Linked DNA regions of Homo sapiens: all the other regions are linked to region 2. Evidence: chromatin contacts called from ENCODE Hi-C or POLR2A ChIA-PET data. All regions are on one chromosome and are shown on one strand. Each heading gives the region's core, a stretch centred on a gene start or an enhancer-like site at or near the end of the contact. The rest is flanking DNA. Distances are from core to core; before and after follow the strand shown. Region 1 holds the start of IFT56 (intraflagellar transport 56). Region 2 holds the start of SSBP1 (single stranded DNA binding protein 1). Region 3 holds the start of FMC1 (formation of mitochondrial complex V assembly factor 1). Region 4 holds the start of LUC7L2 (LUC7 like 2, pre-mRNA splicing factor).

Region 1 (3,847 bases), core at 727-3,226, 2.6 Mb after region 2:
CAACCCTTCACCCTCCTATAACATGTGTTTCCCACAAAGCAGTTTTTTAAAGCACAGTCTCCTGGGACCATCTCCATCAGAAGCACTTAGACTACTCACCTTAAAATGCAGATTCCTGAGCACCTCTGCAGACTTACAGCAGGAGCCCAGGAATCGATATCTTATTAAGTACCCTAGGTAATTCCAATGTATATTAAAAGGTGAGAACTACTGCCATGGAGATTTGAAATATTTTCTGGGGCTATATTTTCAACCGTAAGCATGTTAGAATTATTTAAGTTTGATCAAAATTTTAGAACACATAATAGGAAAAAATCATACATTGGTCAAGGGTTGGGATAAGCAATGTGTGAAATGACATTGTATAAAAGGTCCCTTCATATTTTTAGATTGTAATCACTGTTGGTGAACTAGACATACTCAAAAGTGGCCCTCAAGAAATAAGTTTTGTTTTGTTTTTTTTTTTTTTTTTTTTTGAGACGGAGTCTCGCCTTGTAGCCAGGCTGGAGTGCAGTGGCATGATCTTGGCTCACTGCAACCTCCGCCTCCCGGGTTCAAGCGATTCTCCAGCCTCAGCCTCCCGAGTAGCTGGGACTACAGACACGTGCCACCATGCCCAGCTAATTTTTGTATTTTCAATAGAGACGGGGTTTCACCATGTTGGCCAGGATGGTCTCGATCTCTTGACCTTGTGATCTGCCCGTCTCGGCCTCCCGAAGTGCTGGAATTACAGGCATGAGCCACCGCGCCCGGCCAAGTTTAGTTTTTTAGTTCGTTTTTTATCAGGTTTATAGCTAACTTGGAATCTGGAATCTGTGCCTGACTAGATTTACAGGGGATTTGTACAGGAAGCCCCAGAATGCACCCACCTATTTCAAGAGCATAGCAAACAGCATTCACCCAAGCATTCATCTACAGTCTGGTATTCATACACTAAGAAGCAACGTTCTTTGGGCATTACCTCCAACAGGGTAATAGCTCCAGTGAAATCTCTTTTTGAAAGTAGCTCCTCTAGTTTTGGAATCTTCCTACCTTTCTTCTTTCTTTTGTCAGTGTGCTGTACGCCTCTGCCTACAGCAGGTTTGGCCCTTGAAAGCATCTGTAAAAGAAACAAAGACAGCTGTATGGTCCAATTCTGATTATCAGATTTAAACTGAGAGTGACAGCTCTGTAATTTATAAGTCAAGGCCGGGCACAGTGGCTCATGCCTGTAATCCCAGCACTTTGAGAGGCGAAGGCGGCGGATCACGAGGTCAGGAGTTGGAGACCAGCCTGGTCAATATGGTGACACCGCATCTCTACTAAAAATACAAAAATTAGCCGGGCGTGGTGGCATGCGCCTGTAGTCCCAGCTACTCGGGAGGCTGAGGCAGAAGAAACGCTTGAACCTAGAGGCAGAGGTTGCAGTGAGCCAAGATCGCGCCACTGCACTCCAACCTGGGCGACAAAGCGAGCCTCCATCTCAAAAAAAAAAAAAAAATTATAAGTCAAATCCTTAACAACGAACCCCAGGGAAGCCTATTCAAACTCGTTTTGTAACAGGTATTCTACTAGAAGAGCCATCAGCCAATACTTAGGAAGGACCAAACAGCTACTCCCAACTTTTATCTTCTCTGGCTAGAGATGCTTTCGCATTGCTTCTGTCATCTCAGCTTTCCCTTCCTCTGCTTCCCATCCCACGAGTGGTTTAAATGTGAGTAAACGGAAAAGCAGGAGGGAAGAAAGCACCGAGGTATTTACAGTTGCATCCCTGTCCCCCGTGGGAACACAGGGAGAGCTGGGGATTACTCTCTGCGGACACACCTAGACTTCACACAGAAGTGTGCTGGGAACCTCTAATCGCCAGCCTCAGGACCTACTCAAAGTACTCCCTTACTATTCAGAGCCACTAACCATCTTGACGTCGGTCTTGTGAGTCCCCACCACACAGCGAAGGCCGCGCCTCAGCGTTTCGCCGCATCCACACAGCACGTTCTGTCTCCACGGTAACCCCGCCTGGACGCTGGTACGAACGGGAGAAAAGCTCGTTGGAGAACCAGCGCCCGCGGCTTCTTGGTTCCGTGCAGCTTCTGCCGCGGAAGAGCCGAGGTTCCTCTTGGGAGGAGAGCGTCGTTCTCTGGGCTGAGAGCGAAAGTTTGGTTGTCTCTATTTATGAGTTTACTTTAGGAAAAGGCGAATTGGAATGGCATTGTTTTTCAAATGCAAGTTTTCTGGGAAAGAAATTTTCAGGGACCACTTCTGTTTGGGGCCGTGTTGGACTCCATAGCAACCCTTGACTATGTGCACCGCAGAATCTTGGTCTCTGGCTGGTGCGGGAAGCTTAGAAAATTTCTGCTGAAGGAGTTGTAGTTCTGTGATTTGGAAGCAGGAGTGCACCAAAATACAGTTTCCTATTTCCACAGATACACCTACACACAATAGAGAACTGTAATAAATATTTGTCGATTGGATGACTTAATTTATCTATCTTACTCCTGAACCCAGTTAATACAGGGGCAACCACAGTCTTTAAATTCACGAAATCGTGGAATGTTAGAGTTGGAAGGGACCTTACAGGACCTCTGGTCAACCCCTCAGAATTAACAGACTGAAGAACTAACATCTTGTTAGTTAACTAATGTCAGCCTAAAATAACCAAAAAGCTCAGGGATCCAGTTGAAAGAGTTTATTCAAGTGCAAAGTGTGAGGGCGGCTATCCCGGGAACCACTGACAGCAAAGAATGGTGATCAGTGCTCCCTGATGCAGGGAAAGGTGAGGGTCATTTATATCACCAAAAACAGGAGTGCTGTACGTAATTACAGCATTTTCTAGATGAGGCTAACGTACACAGAAGATTCAATTCACTACTATTGATTACACTGTAAGGGGGTTGTTTAATATTCTATTGTAAAGAGGTAACAATCACAAGGGTCTCTATCTCCAACGTCATTTAGTCTGAATAAAGAATAAAAAATCTGGTTAATATATAACATCAACACAAAGATCAGGAAGCAACAGTCATGCACCAGAGAAGAAAAACAGCCATGTTCTGTGATTTAGTTTACAGGGCTTAACTTTTCCCCTTGGCATAGTACGTTTGGAAAGTGCTGAAATTTTCTTTTCACATTTTCCCCTTTTCTTCAAAAGCTTTCAGAGAAAGCATTATAGAAGAATTATATTCTCAGGCCGTGTATTTGATCAAACCTCATGTCACTAGGAAGGCCCCTTCCTGGCAGTCACATCCCAGGGAGGAGGGGAAATTGGAAAGGACCAAGTCCGAATTATAAAGCAACAAGAGAAAGTAGTTCTGGAACCTGATTCAGGCTACACGGCTGCCTCTTCAATCAAACAATTCTCTGAGTAGTCTTTGTTCTACACATTTTCTCAGCTGTGTGTTGACCCAATTGCAGATAAATACCATAACAGCTCTGCAGACAAAGGCAAGACAAAACACAAACTATGATAATTCCTAAAATACATAACAGCTTTTGCCACCAAGTTCCCCAAGATCCAAATCAATTACTTAACCAGTAGCTTAGAGAGGGTTTTGGATCCGAAAGGTTAATTATTAGAGTTTTTCAAATCAGTTATTAATTTGGTGACGTTATTTGATTCATCTGGGATATAAACACAGCATTCAGTTTCTGTCATAGCACAGATTCCTCCTTGGGCTGCAGTGAGTATGTCTAAGACCATACAGTTTTGTAATACAGTCTTCTCATGACAGTAACTTCATTATTTAATAATGAGACATTCATGTGGCTGTTATTTAGGGCCTTTTGTGTGTAATTGGTTAGGGCCTGTACATGGCAAATGACATCTTCAATACACAGTTGTGGTACAAAGACAGAAGTGAATCTAAGTGGC
Region 2 (3,556 bases), core at 1-2,500:
TGAGATGCTCTCTTCAGTGTGGAAAGATGGGGGAAGAGGAACGTTTAGCAACACAGGAGGTAGATGGTCAAAAAAGCAACTACATGCCTTAAGAAAAAAGTTGGAACAATGATTCCTACAGTCTTTAGGTCACTAAAGACCTTTAATGTCCTCTCACTGGTTAAATTCAAGCAACACACACACATTTTAAAAATTAATGATTCCTATTACGTGTGAATAAACCTGAACTTTTTTTTTGTTTTAGTGAACATAATTTACACTGGCAAAATCGTCCCCAATCCTCCATATCAAATGAGTATAGAGGTGGGTGGGTGAGCTCAAAGGTCTTTTGCCCCTGTAGTTAAAAGCCTAAAGAAGTCTTCTGATCACTGTGGCTGATAGTAATACATCTCAGTATTAATACAGACAAGTGACTACCTGTAATACAGGTCTTCGAAACATGGCTTCTATTTTCTTTTCTTACAGTCTAATCTTTAGGCTTTTCCTGAAGGAAAAAAACAAAATAAGAAAAAAACATTACCTCTTATGGCAAAAGTACAACTCACCAGTCCTAAATTCCTAACTATATTCATAATTTTTATGCACTCCAATTTTGTGACCACAACGTACCAACATTCCTGCACATCTGATGAGGATTCCTTCCTCCCTCCCAAATAAACTCACACCTGTATGTCTTTTTGGTCCCAAATAACTTCCTCTTCCTCCAACCCATCGACAAAATTTTGATTCTGAGTTAATCCCACTTCCAATCCACTGTCTTCTCAAATTTCATTACTATGCAAGCTCCCTTAGAGCAGAGATTTGTATCTGCTTTATTCACTGCCATTTTCTAAACTTCTAAAAAAGTTCTTAATGCATAGTAAGGCCTCCATAAATATTAGCATCACCAAGGGACTTATATCTGAAACCTGTTACTGAAAAATTACTGCCTTCATCTCCGTTAACAAAGACCAAGCAGCGTAGAGACCCCCGGGCTAGCCAGCCACACCATAGGGAGAGGTGGACACCCTTTACCGAAGATGGCGCCACCACCTGAAAACCGAGGAGAACTGGAAGGAAATCACGCGGTCCTCCGCACGACTGATGAAAGGGCCAGACACCTACACAGAAACACCTCCCGACCCACGCAGGATCACGCGCAGCCAAAACACACGACTCCAGCACTTCCTTCGCGCTGGCTATCCCTTCCTCCCTCACCTGACGATCTAACCCGAGCAGCCCAGCCACGCAGGGGATCACTTCCGGCGCACAGGGAACGCAAAGCTCGCCAGAGGAAAAAGGAAACAGAAACTCCGCAACTTGCGCCTTGGAAATACTGCCGGCTAGCGCTGCGGGAAACGGCTCCCCTTAACTCTGAAGTTCCGCGATCTTCTCTTTGTGCGCGGGCGGATGGATCAACGCCGCCAAGTGGTGAGTTTGGAAGGTTTCAAGTTTAGAAGGTTTCAAGTTTAGAAGGTTTCAAGTTTGGAAAGAAATGAAATTATGTGATGAGGTTTCTAACTGGGCCCAGGAGGGGGCGAGGTAGGCAAAACAGAGACTAGCTCTGCCTGGAGGGAAAAAAAAGCAACATTTGTGACCAGCCTAGGCGACATAGTGAGACCTGTCTCTACAAAAAATATATAATTAGCTGGGCGTGGTGGCGCGCGCCTGTGGTCCAAGCTTCTCCGGAGGCTGAGGTCGGGGGATCGCCTGAGCCCTGGAGGTCGTTGCTGCATTGAGCCGTGAACGCACCACTGCATTCCAGCCTGGGCAACAGAGCGAACTCTATCTCAAAACAAAACAAAACAAAACAAGAAAAAGAAAAAAAGAAGAAAATTAAAAAAAAAAAGAAAGAAAAAGAACGTCCCAGGTCTGTTGAAGCACTAAGAAAAGCAGAAAAAGAAAGGGGAGCCAGGGAAGGGCTGGCAGGCTGTGCAATTTAAGGGAGCACCAGAAAAACTGGCAATCAAATAATATATTAATGTAATATTTTAAAAAGTAAAAATTAATGCAGGAAATCCGGGAGGAACAAAATAAGAGTCATGTGTACCTTAACAACAGGGTAAGGTCTGAGGATTGCGTCATTAGGCGATTTTGTTGCTGTACGAACACCACAGAATGTACTTTGACGACCTAGATGGTGGAGCCTGGACACACCTCGGCTCTGTGGTGTGGCCTGCTGCTTCCAGGCTGCAAACCTGACAGCATGGGGCTGTACTGAATACCGCAGACCATTGTAATTCATGGTAAGTATCTGTGTGTCTAAACATATGTAAACATGGAAAAGGTACAGTACAAATGCGGTATAAAAGATAAAAATGGCACACCTGTATGGGGCGCTTACCATGAATGGAGCTTGCGGAACTGGAAGTTGCTGTGGGTGAGTAAATGAGTGAGTGGTGGCCCAACATGAAGGTCTAGGACATTATTGTACCCACTAAACACTTCATAAACACTGTACACTTAGGCTACACTCAGTTTATAAAAAATACTTTTCTTCCTTTAATAAACTTTCACTCACTATAACTTTATAAATCTTCCAAATTTTTTTACGTTTTAACTGTTTTGTAATAACAATTAGCTTAAAACACACACTGTACCACTGTACAAAAATATTTTTCTTATATCCTTATTCTACAAGCTTTTTTCTACCTTTGCTTTTTTTCTTTTTTTTTTTAACTTTTTAGCCATTTTTTAAAAAAACTAAGACATAAACACACACATTAGCCTAGGCCTACACAGGGTCATTATGATCAATCTCAGCCTTCCACTTCCACATCTTGTCCCACTGGAAGGTTTTCAGAAGCAGTGACACACAGGGAGCTGTCATCTCCTATAACAGTGTCTTCTTCTGGAATCCCTCCTGAAGGACCTGCCTGAGGCTGTTTTACAGTTAACTTTTAAAAAATAAGTTAAATAATAATATAATAAAAAGTATAGTAAATACATAAACCAGTGACATAGTCATTATTAATATCAAGTAACACATGAGTAATACATTGCATTCTGATGTTTTAGCAGGTATGATGTCACTAGACGATAGGAATTTTTCAACTCCATTGTAATCTTATGGGACCACCTTTGTATATGCACTGTTGTATATGCAGTCTTTTTCCAAAACATCATTATGAAGTGCATGACTGTATTAAAATTTTAACTGAATACAGGATCCAAGCCAGACTGGAGCCTGAGGCACAAGGAAGAATATGCACCCCTGTGTATATGTGTACTTATGTATTTTTAAAAATTGGGGCTAGGAAGGTTAGTGGGGGGCTGGAGGGAAGGTGGGGATGGTTAATGGGTACAAAAAAATAGAACGAATAAGACCTACTATTTTCGATGGCACAATAGGTTGACTATAGTCAATAATTACTTAACTGTACATTTTAAAATAAGAGTGTTATTGGATTGTGTGTAACTCAAAGGATAAATTAAGATGATACCCCATCCCCCATGATGTGCTTATTTGACGTTGCATACCTGTATCAAAATATCTCATGTACTCCATAAATATATACACTTCCTTTGAACCCACAAAAATTAAAAATAAAGACAAAAACAAAAAAAAATGTTTAAT
Region 3 (3,995 bases), core at 372-2,871, 2.4 Mb after region 2:
GGGATGGTTATTCAGTTAGCTGTGAGCCTGAAGGAAACAGAAACCATTTCCCCTATGCTCAAGTGCATTCCAGAGTGGTATTTCCAGAATGTACCATGAATTTCAGAACCATTACCAAGTCTCTCTCAAGGGTAATAATGTTATCCCCATAAGGTACAACTATAATCATGTCACCTCCTTAAAAATCTTAGAATGGGGCCAGGTTTGATAGTTCACGCCTGTAATTACAACACTTTGGGAGGCCGAGGCAGGCGGATCACCTGAGGTCAGGAGTTCAAGACCAGCCTGACCAACATGGAGAAACCCCGTCTCCACTAAAAATACAAAATTAGCCGGGCGTGGTGTCGCATGTCGCCTGCCTGTACTACTCGGGAGGCTGAGGCAGGAGAATCGCTTGAACCTGGGAGGTGATCACAATCTTAGAATGGCTTCCCATTACACTTACAATAAAGTTTAAGTTCCTGTTCGGCCTACCACTTCATCTACCTCCACTTCACCCACCACACCTTAGGGCTAAACCACTCTCAACTGGCAATTTTTCTCCCCTTGGGCTTTCAATTGTGTAGCTTTTAAACCTGGACCCTAACCCCAATTTACTTGCTAACTCCAAATTAGCCTTCAGGTCCCTGATTAATTTCCTCCGGAAAACCTTCCCTAACTACCCCTTCTTTATACCCCAGCCCCTGTTGTCTACACCTTGAGCACTTATTTATCCTCAGTACTTTACTGTATGGCTCCTTAGGTGGGCAGCAAGTGTCTTAAGGACAGGACACATGTGCATCTGATTCTTCCTGTTTAGACCAGGTTCCTAGCACAGACCCTAACGTTGCCACCTTTTAAAAACTAGGTGAATTTGAGTTCTAAGATTTTACATTCTGACGTCCGTGGCTCAGAAATTCGACAGTTGATCGTTCTCCCTTTCCCCACATTGCTCAAGGGCAGCAAGTTTCCTTCCCTAAAGCCCAGTTGTTCTTTTCCGCCTCAAAAAGAAATGCTTCTTAGAATAACTTTTCTAGGGGACGGGTGAGGAAATTGTTGGCCAGATGCTGTGGCTTTAAGTCTAGCAACAGTACACCCTTCAACTCCATCTTCATTGTTTTATCCCCAGCATTGAATCCTCCATTCCACTTTCCTGACTGCCCTCCGCAGAGGCAACAGACCAGCCAATGAAATCCTTCGGGACGGGTCCGCCCCTCTGCAGGACAGGCTGACGTCCCCAGAGCGACTCTGCGCCCCCCCCCGCTGGTCCTTTGGTCCCCGAGTTTATGCCAGAGCATGGAGCCTAGGGCCTGGGTTGGTTTGGTCAGAACCAGGGCTCCGTGGGAGGGTTGGCCTCAGAAATGCAGGAATTAAACACCGTGCTCCCCACCCTAGCCCAGACCCGGCTCTTCCTCCCTCCCCAGCACGTAGAGCACCCGGGACATGGCTCCCGTACCCGATGTGCACGGAAAGCCTTCACAAGGTACCGATAGGCCGCGGTGTCGCGATAGGGTCGGCCGGTGGCCGCGCTCAGGTAGCGCAACTCCCGCAGAAGTCCTCGAAAAGTGTGCGACGGGGACCCTAAGGCCGCCATTGTCCTGTCCTTCTCCGAGCGTGGTGCCCAACGGCGTCCTACGACCCTGAAAACCCCTCCTCCGGCCCAGGCGCCTAATGGTACGGTCGGACAGACTACCGACTCCCCCTATCGACTGACGAGCAGTGGAACCGCTCACTTGTCCGTTGACCGAACCTTATTAATCGAAGGCCCAGGGGCGCCGTAACAAAATCAAACGAAACCCGACTGTTAACTGAAGGTACCAGGACCTCTAACCCAGAACAAGGGTTTGGGGAAACAGGGGCTTTTCTTCACTGCGTCATTGAAGATGCCCGTTAGCCGACCAACCGCTGAGTCTCAGGAGAAGCGGGCCCGGCGGGGGGTGTGGGTGTGGATTTGATATGGAACACGCTGAGAAGACATTTTTAAATGATTTATAAAAGGGATATCAAAATTCAACGTATTGACGTCTCCCCAAATCCCAGGGGACCTGCGGCTCAGACAAAGGACATGGGTGTGTGCAGATTCTCGAAAATTGCAGCCCACCAGCTAGTAAAAACACACACACACTTCCCATTTAAAAAAAAAAAAAGTAAAGTTGGCATATTTCGCTTTGTTTAGAAAGGGGAAAAAAGGACAAAAGTCACAGGCCACCCCAGATGGGACTCGAACCCACAATCCCTGGCTTAGGAGGCCAATGCCTTATCCATTAGGCCACTGGGGCTTCTGCAAACGACGCGCTCACACAACATATTCAACTATTTTCCTCTTTGGTACGTCATCGTCACTTCATTTTCGCCTTACCCTATCCCACGAAACCACACCTAGCGCCCACGTGAGGGGTGACGTATGCTGGGAGTTGTAGTTAGAGAACAAAAGTCCACATCACCGCGCCAAAGGCTTTACCCTCGAAACTGCACCGATGCTCCGGACGTTGAACGGGCGCGCGCACGCTTCTGCGTACGCGCTTGCCTGCGCAATAGTCTCCGCGCCTGCGCCGTAGTCCCCGCGCCTGCGCAAAAGCGGGCATGCGCCGTCGCGGAGCACAGCGCGCTGGGCAAATTGGCCGGATCTTCGAGACTCGCCCTCTGAACGTCAGCTCTGGTGGGTTTTTACCGGAAGCAGCCGGACCTTTTCCGGTGTTGCGAATTTCCAGGAGGAGCTTTGCTCCAGCGGCCGTTAGATGGCGCCTGCCGCGGTCAATTTCTGCTTCCGGTTGAAGCGTTGAGGCCATTTCCGCAGGCCGGGCGTGGTGGCGCACGCCTGTAATACCAGTACTTTGGGAGGCCGAGGCGGGCGGATCATCTTAGGTCGGGGGTTTGAAACCAGCCTGACCAACACAGAGAAACCCTGTCTCTACTAAAAATACAGAATTAGCCGGGCGTGGTGGCGCATGCCTGTAATCCCAGCTACTCCGGAGGCTGAGGCAGGAGAATTGCTTGAACCCTGGAGTCGGAGGTTGTAGTGAGCCGAGATCGCGCCATTGCTCTCTAGCCTGGGCAACAGGAGCGAAACTCCATCTCAAAAAAAAAAAGAAACATGTGCCGTGTCCTTTGAATTGGTGCGTCAGCGATAAACATGGGACAGCGGGGAAGTAATAGTACATTGATTAGGAATTAATTTTAAAAATTAGCAGTTCATTTTTTGGTTCTGTTCCTAATTGTATAACGAACAAATCACTTCGGAGTCCCAGTAAACTTACCCTTATAGTATCACAGGGGCTTCCCATTGTCCCTAAGATAAAGCTCAGACGACATAAATTGATCCTCGCTTGTACCTTAATCTTCATCTCTCACTTTTCGCTTATCACCCTCTGCTCCAGGTATCTCCACTTTCATTGTCTCTTCCCCACCACACACCTTACCTGATATTCCCTCTGCCTGAAACTTAACCATTTGTATTAATATGCCTCTTTACCCTTTGGGCTTCAGCTTACTCCAGAAGTCTAGGTTAGACGCTTCTCCAGGCCCTTGAAGTCAATACGGCAAGGTGAAAATTATTCATTTCACCTCCTCTGGTCCCCTGTTGCTCCCTTTATTTACTCATCGTAAATAACTCTTAATGTAGGTACATGGCCACTACTCCATACTGTAGTTGTCAGTCTCTTCCATCAGACTGGGAAATTGTTCAGCTCCGAAAGCCCTGTGCCTAACAGAAAAGCCTGTTTCTTCACCAGGCTTATTCCTTGGTAGCATAGTCATAACAGCTTAGTCTGAAGCTCCTAAAGGGATTGGCACTGTCTGGCCCCAGTGGCTAGGAGACATAAGCTACTGAGCAGGAATGACAAACAAATGGAACATCAATTGTTCATTAATGAGTAAAGCTGGCTTGGTTGGAAACCTGGTGAACTGGACAGCAACTAGCCCACCTGTCCAGGGGGCAGCCATTACTCACCTCCACTGATTGTTGCCATTTTAGGAAAGCAAATCCTTTAAAAACCTTTTTTTTTTTCAGGAAACTC
Region 4 (3,899 bases), core at 396-2,895, 2.4 Mb after region 2:
GTTTTTATTAAAACTGAAAATGTGAACACTGAAAAGCCACTCTACGCACTGCTGAAAGATTTGAATGCAATAAAATTTTTAAAATTTACTCATATTTTGCTGTAAAGCACTCATGTAAATTAAAAGAGTAACTTAAAAACTAAATTTAAGACGTGCCTTTTCTCTTAAATCAATACACTTAAATAACTTCTCAAGAAAAAAAGCATTTCCTTAGTGGCTAAGAAACTATCTGCCTAAAGAAGCAACACATAAAAACTACCAAGGATTTTGCTGTGTTAAGAAAGTAATGAACTAGACCTTTCCTACATATTTGAATGTATTTAAGTTGAATTTGAGAGTACATTACTAATTAACATCACCAAAAAAGCAACAGCATTTCATCATTTTATTTAGAAATTCTCTTTATGACAAAGGATAATCCAGCAATTAAGGGCTCTCTATACAGATTCTAAACTAAACGCCTGAAAGGATCTTTGTTCTCCTCTATTCTACTTCACTGGGTACCAAATTTTCAAAATCGTTCTGTTAGGGACATGCAACATTTGTCAATATTTACTGAACAAAGCCTCTATTAAATTGTCTAACAAAATGGAGGTCTCTCGGAAAAACAGGCCATAACATGTTCCTTCTCACAAAATGGGGCCAAACACACCCACTTAAGAAACCATGGTTTGGGTCAGATTTTCCATAAAAATGGTTGTTTCTGTGGGGCTCGAGGGTGCATCTCTGAGACTGGGTTAGTAATAAAGGTTTCCTCCTGACCCAGGAAGAGGAGGGGGAAGCTTCTCTCTAGGTACTCTGGAGGACGGCGGCGAGGGATGATCCCAAAGCTCTGGGTTAAGGAATTATATCGGGGGTGGAGGCCTTAGCTTTCCGCAGGTACCTAACCAGCGACAAAACGGGCCCCCCAACTACGCAACAGAGACGCGGGCTCTCCCGTCTCAGCCAAGTCAACATTAAAAGCACAAACTCTCCTTTCTGCCTCCAGGCCCCGCCTCACCCCATTGGCAGCAGTTCCCGCCAATCCGCATGGTCACCGCCCCCCCTGCCCGCCTGCCGAGCCCTGATTGGATGGGACGGGGGACGGGGACCTCGTGTTACCAATCTGGGAGCCCCTTACTCAGCCACACGCGCGCGCCCAGGTGCGCCCTCGGAACCCCTTCCCTTCGCCGTCCCCGTCCCCTCCCCCACCCCCAGGGCCCTGGCAGAGACTTACCGTCCCGGGAGGTGCCCATCAACTGGTCCAGCATCGCGCGCATCTGGGCCTGCGCCGACATGGCGGCGGCGTAGCGGGCGGACGGGCGGGGGTGGGGCGCAGACCGGGCCCTTTTGGGCTGGGGGATAAGGGGAAGGGATGGGGGAAGGTGCGCTGCTGTCTCGGTGGCCGCCGCCGCCTCGAGGCGTGCGGAAAGGGAGCCGGAGGGGTTGCGGGAAGAGTCCGGACTGCGCTCCTCACGACGACGTGTACGTGGAAGACGACAGCCCCCGACAGCGACCCTCGTGCCCTCACTCTCCGTCCGGTTCTTGGGACAGAAGCGACACGGGCCAAGCAAGCTCTCGCCTTCAACACCGCCACCCGCCAGAAGCCGTCAACCCCCCCTCAAGCTCTGACGCCGCTCGCCGCCACCGTCGCCACGACGGGAGCGCGCACGCTCCTCGCGCTCAGTCGTTTCCCGCGGGGGCTCCACCAACTGGCGTCCAGCTGTATCACTCCGCCCGCCCCGCCCGAGTGGAGTTCCACCCTAACGGCTCTGGGCGCGTGCACGCGCGCTCCTCCCGCCCCTTTACCCCGGATCTCGCGATACTCTGGTTCCTTAACTGACTGTGCAAGCCGGATCCGCCCCGAGGCGCCAAACCTTACATTACATTCCCTCCCGGCTGTAGGGCTGGCGGCTAAGGCTGCGCTGCCCGCGGTGATGGCGATTCAGACCCAAATTAGCAAAATGCGCTAGAGGTTAGCCTGGGCGGAAAGTAAGTAGAGACCATGCCCATCGTCGACCGGACTGCGGTCAGCCTCCTTGGCGTCTGAGGTGGGCGTGCTCGGGGCGAACGCCCGCCCCGAGTGGCGTGGACGCGTCCTGGTTCTCGTGCGCCTTTCCCGGCCGGGAGCAGGCCTGTCTCGCCGCCGCCGGGGCCGCGTTCCTTCCGCTGCGTGGGGCTTTAAGGCTCCTCGGCTGGGAAGTGTCAACTTCAGGAGAAAGCGCCCGAAAGCAGTACCCTAGGAAACAGGCGCGCCGACCCATTCGGATTCATCTTTACCTACAAGGTCGCGGGCGGCTTAGTCTGAATGTGAAACCATAAAAACTCAGCGTATTCTCAGCTACTGGGGAGGCGATCTCGGGGAGCAGGGAGCCAGCGGCGCTGGCCGCAGGGAAGCCTGGATTCTGAAGCCCGGCCCGTGACTGGGGCCTTGGCTTCAGTTCTACCCCTCGTAGGGCTGGTGGAGGTGGTCACACGTCTGCTATGGCGTGGCTGTTAGAACAAACTGGAATAAAATACTTAGCCCTGAGCCTTTCCCTGGTGTTTCTAAAAACTGTTTTAGTAAAATATTAATTCCTTGCCGGGCGCGGTGGCTCACGCCTGTAAACCCCGCACTTTGGGAGGCCAAGGGAGGTGGATTGCCTGAGGTCAGGAGTTCAAGATCAGCCTGGCCAACATGGTGAAACCCTGTCTCTACTAAAAATATAAAAATTAGCCGGGCGTGATGGCGGGCGCCTCCCCAGCTACTCGGGAGGCTGAGGCAGGAGAATCGTTTGAACCCGGGAGACGGAGGTTGCAGTGAGTCGAGATGACGCCACTGCGCTGCAACCTGCGCGACAGAGCGAGACTTCTAAAAAAAAAAATTCCTTAAGTAAGACATAGGTCAGTGTGCAGGAAGAAAGGTTGCTTAAAAAGAAATCTAAAACTGTAAGAAAAATGAATGAGTTAATAAAACCAAATGTTTAAGAAGACAGGCACTTTCTAGATACTTTGAAAGGACATAATAGAGATTTGTGTTCCATTAACACTGTATATTCATCGCCTAAAAAGAAATTTAAAACTGTAAGAAGAATGAGTTAATAAAATCAAATGTTTAAGAAGACAGGCACTTCCTGGATACTTTGAAAGGAAATAATAGAGATTTGTGTTCCATTAACACTGTATACTCATCGCCTTGGAACTGTTATTAGCAGATCAATAAAAAACATGAATAGTAGTAATAGTCCCAAAATTCCTTTAAATGTATATTGCGGCTGGGAGGGATGGCTCATGCCTGTAATCCCAGTACTTTGGGAGGCAGAGGCGGGCGGATCACCTTGAGGTCAGGAGTTCGAGACCAGCCTGACCAACATGGTGAAATTCCATCTCTACTAAAAATACAAAAATTAGCCGGGCATGGATGCGCGTGCCTGTAATCCCAGCTACTCGGAGGCTGAGGCAGGAGAATCACTTGAACCCGGGAAGTGGAGGTTGCAGTAAGCCGAGATTATGCCACTGCACTCCAGGCTGGGTACAAAGCAAGACTCTATCTCAAAAATAAATGCGTATTGGGCCAATGAAAATTTTTGAGGTCGGACGCAGTGGCTCACACCTGGAATCCCAGCACTTTGGGAGGCCGAGGCGGGCGAATCACGAGGTCGGGAGTTTGAGACCAGCCTGCCAACATGGTGAAACCCTGTCTCTACTAAAAATAGAAAAAATGAGCTGGGCGTGGTGGCGCATGCCTGTAGTCCCAGCTACACCGGAGGCTGAGGCAGGAGAACCGCTTGAACCCAAGAGGCGGAGGTTGCAGTGAGCCGAGATCGCGCCATTGCACTCCAGCCCTGGTGAGTGTGAGACTCCATCTCAAAAAAAAAAAAAAAATTATTTTGAATCAAGTTATCTTTAGTAATACACAAAATAGCTTCTCTTCAGTTATT

The links. A loop is a pair of places that touch in the nucleus more often than their neighbours do. ChIA-PET counts read pairs that join two places held with the same protein, here RNA polymerase II (POLR2A). Pooled maps may share reads with other maps.
Region 1: a loop to region 2 is called in a pooled map, with 11 times the contacts of the local background. The contact joins the promoter of IFT56 here to the promoter of SSBP1 in region 2. A Hi-C loop is called at or near these places in 6 of 50 pooled maps.
Region 3: a map of B cell shows a loop between it and region 2 (27-fold over the local background). The contact joins the promoter of FMC1 here to the promoter of SSBP1 in region 2. A Hi-C loop is called at or near these places in 3 of 168 maps with a recorded cell type or tissue (B cell, GM12878 and naive thymus-derived CD4-positive, alpha-beta T cell), 4 of 37 single-sample maps with no recorded cell type and 15 of 50 pooled maps. POLR2A ChIA-PET finds 5 or more read pairs at or near these places in 2 of 52 experiments (AG04449 and CD4-positive, alpha-beta T cell).
Region 4: a map of B cell shows a loop between it and region 2 (13-fold over the local background). The contact joins the promoter of LUC7L2 here to the promoter of SSBP1 in region 2. A Hi-C loop is called at or near these places in 1 of 168 maps with a recorded cell type or tissue (B cell) and 10 of 50 pooled maps. POLR2A ChIA-PET finds 5 or more read pairs at or near these places in 3 of 52 experiments (AG04449, CD4-positive, alpha-beta T cell and MCF 10A).

What each region holds. Positions count from the first base shown.
Region 1 is chr7:139,131,907-139,135,753 of GRCh38, reverse strand. IFT56 (intraflagellar transport 56) reads right to left here and starts at 1,976. Exons shown (of 18, transcript NM_024926.4): 1 at 1,894-1,976; 2 at 962-1,099. The coding sequence starts at 1,896. RefSeq lists enhancers at 1,960-2,139, 1,857-2,151.
Region 2 is chr7:141,736,052-141,739,607 of GRCh38, reverse strand. It overlaps SSBP1 (single stranded DNA binding protein 1), which reads right to left and starts at 1,250. Exons shown (of 7, transcript NM_003143.3): 1 at 1,198-1,250; 2 at 418-484. The coding sequence starts at 441. WEE2-AS1 (WEE2 antisense RNA 1) reads left to right here and starts at 1,566. Exons shown (of 4, transcript NR_199841.1): 1 at 1,566-2,225. RefSeq lists an enhancer at 1,348-2,233.
Region 3 is chr7:139,338,963-139,342,957 of GRCh38, reverse strand. It overlaps FMC1 (formation of mitochondrial complex V assembly factor 1), which reads right to left and starts at 1,621. Exons shown (of 2, transcript NM_197964.5): 1 at 1,436-1,621. The coding sequence starts at 1,573. FMC1-LUC7L2 (FMC1-LUC7L2 readthrough) reads right to left here and starts at 1,621. Exons shown (of 11, transcript NM_001244584.3): 1 at 1,436-1,621. The coding sequence starts at 1,573. It overlaps TRR-CCT4-1 (tRNA-Arg (anticodon CCT) 4-1), which reads right to left and starts at 2,258; the gene lies at 2,186-2,258. It also overlaps a transcript of LUC7L2 not described here. RefSeq lists enhancers at 1,381-1,630, 1,078-1,645, 1,901-1,970, 2,001-2,070, 2,381-2,440.
Region 4 is chr7:139,357,640-139,361,538 of GRCh38, reverse strand. LUC7L2 (LUC7 like 2, pre-mRNA splicing factor) reads right to left here and starts at 1,645. Exons shown (of 10, transcript NM_016019.5): 1 at 1,217-1,645. The coding sequence starts at 1,277. The region is part of intron 2 of FMC1-LUC7L2 (FMC1-LUC7L2 readthrough); the gene reads right to left. RefSeq lists a silencer at 951-1,380 and enhancers at 1,611-1,660, 2,381-2,510.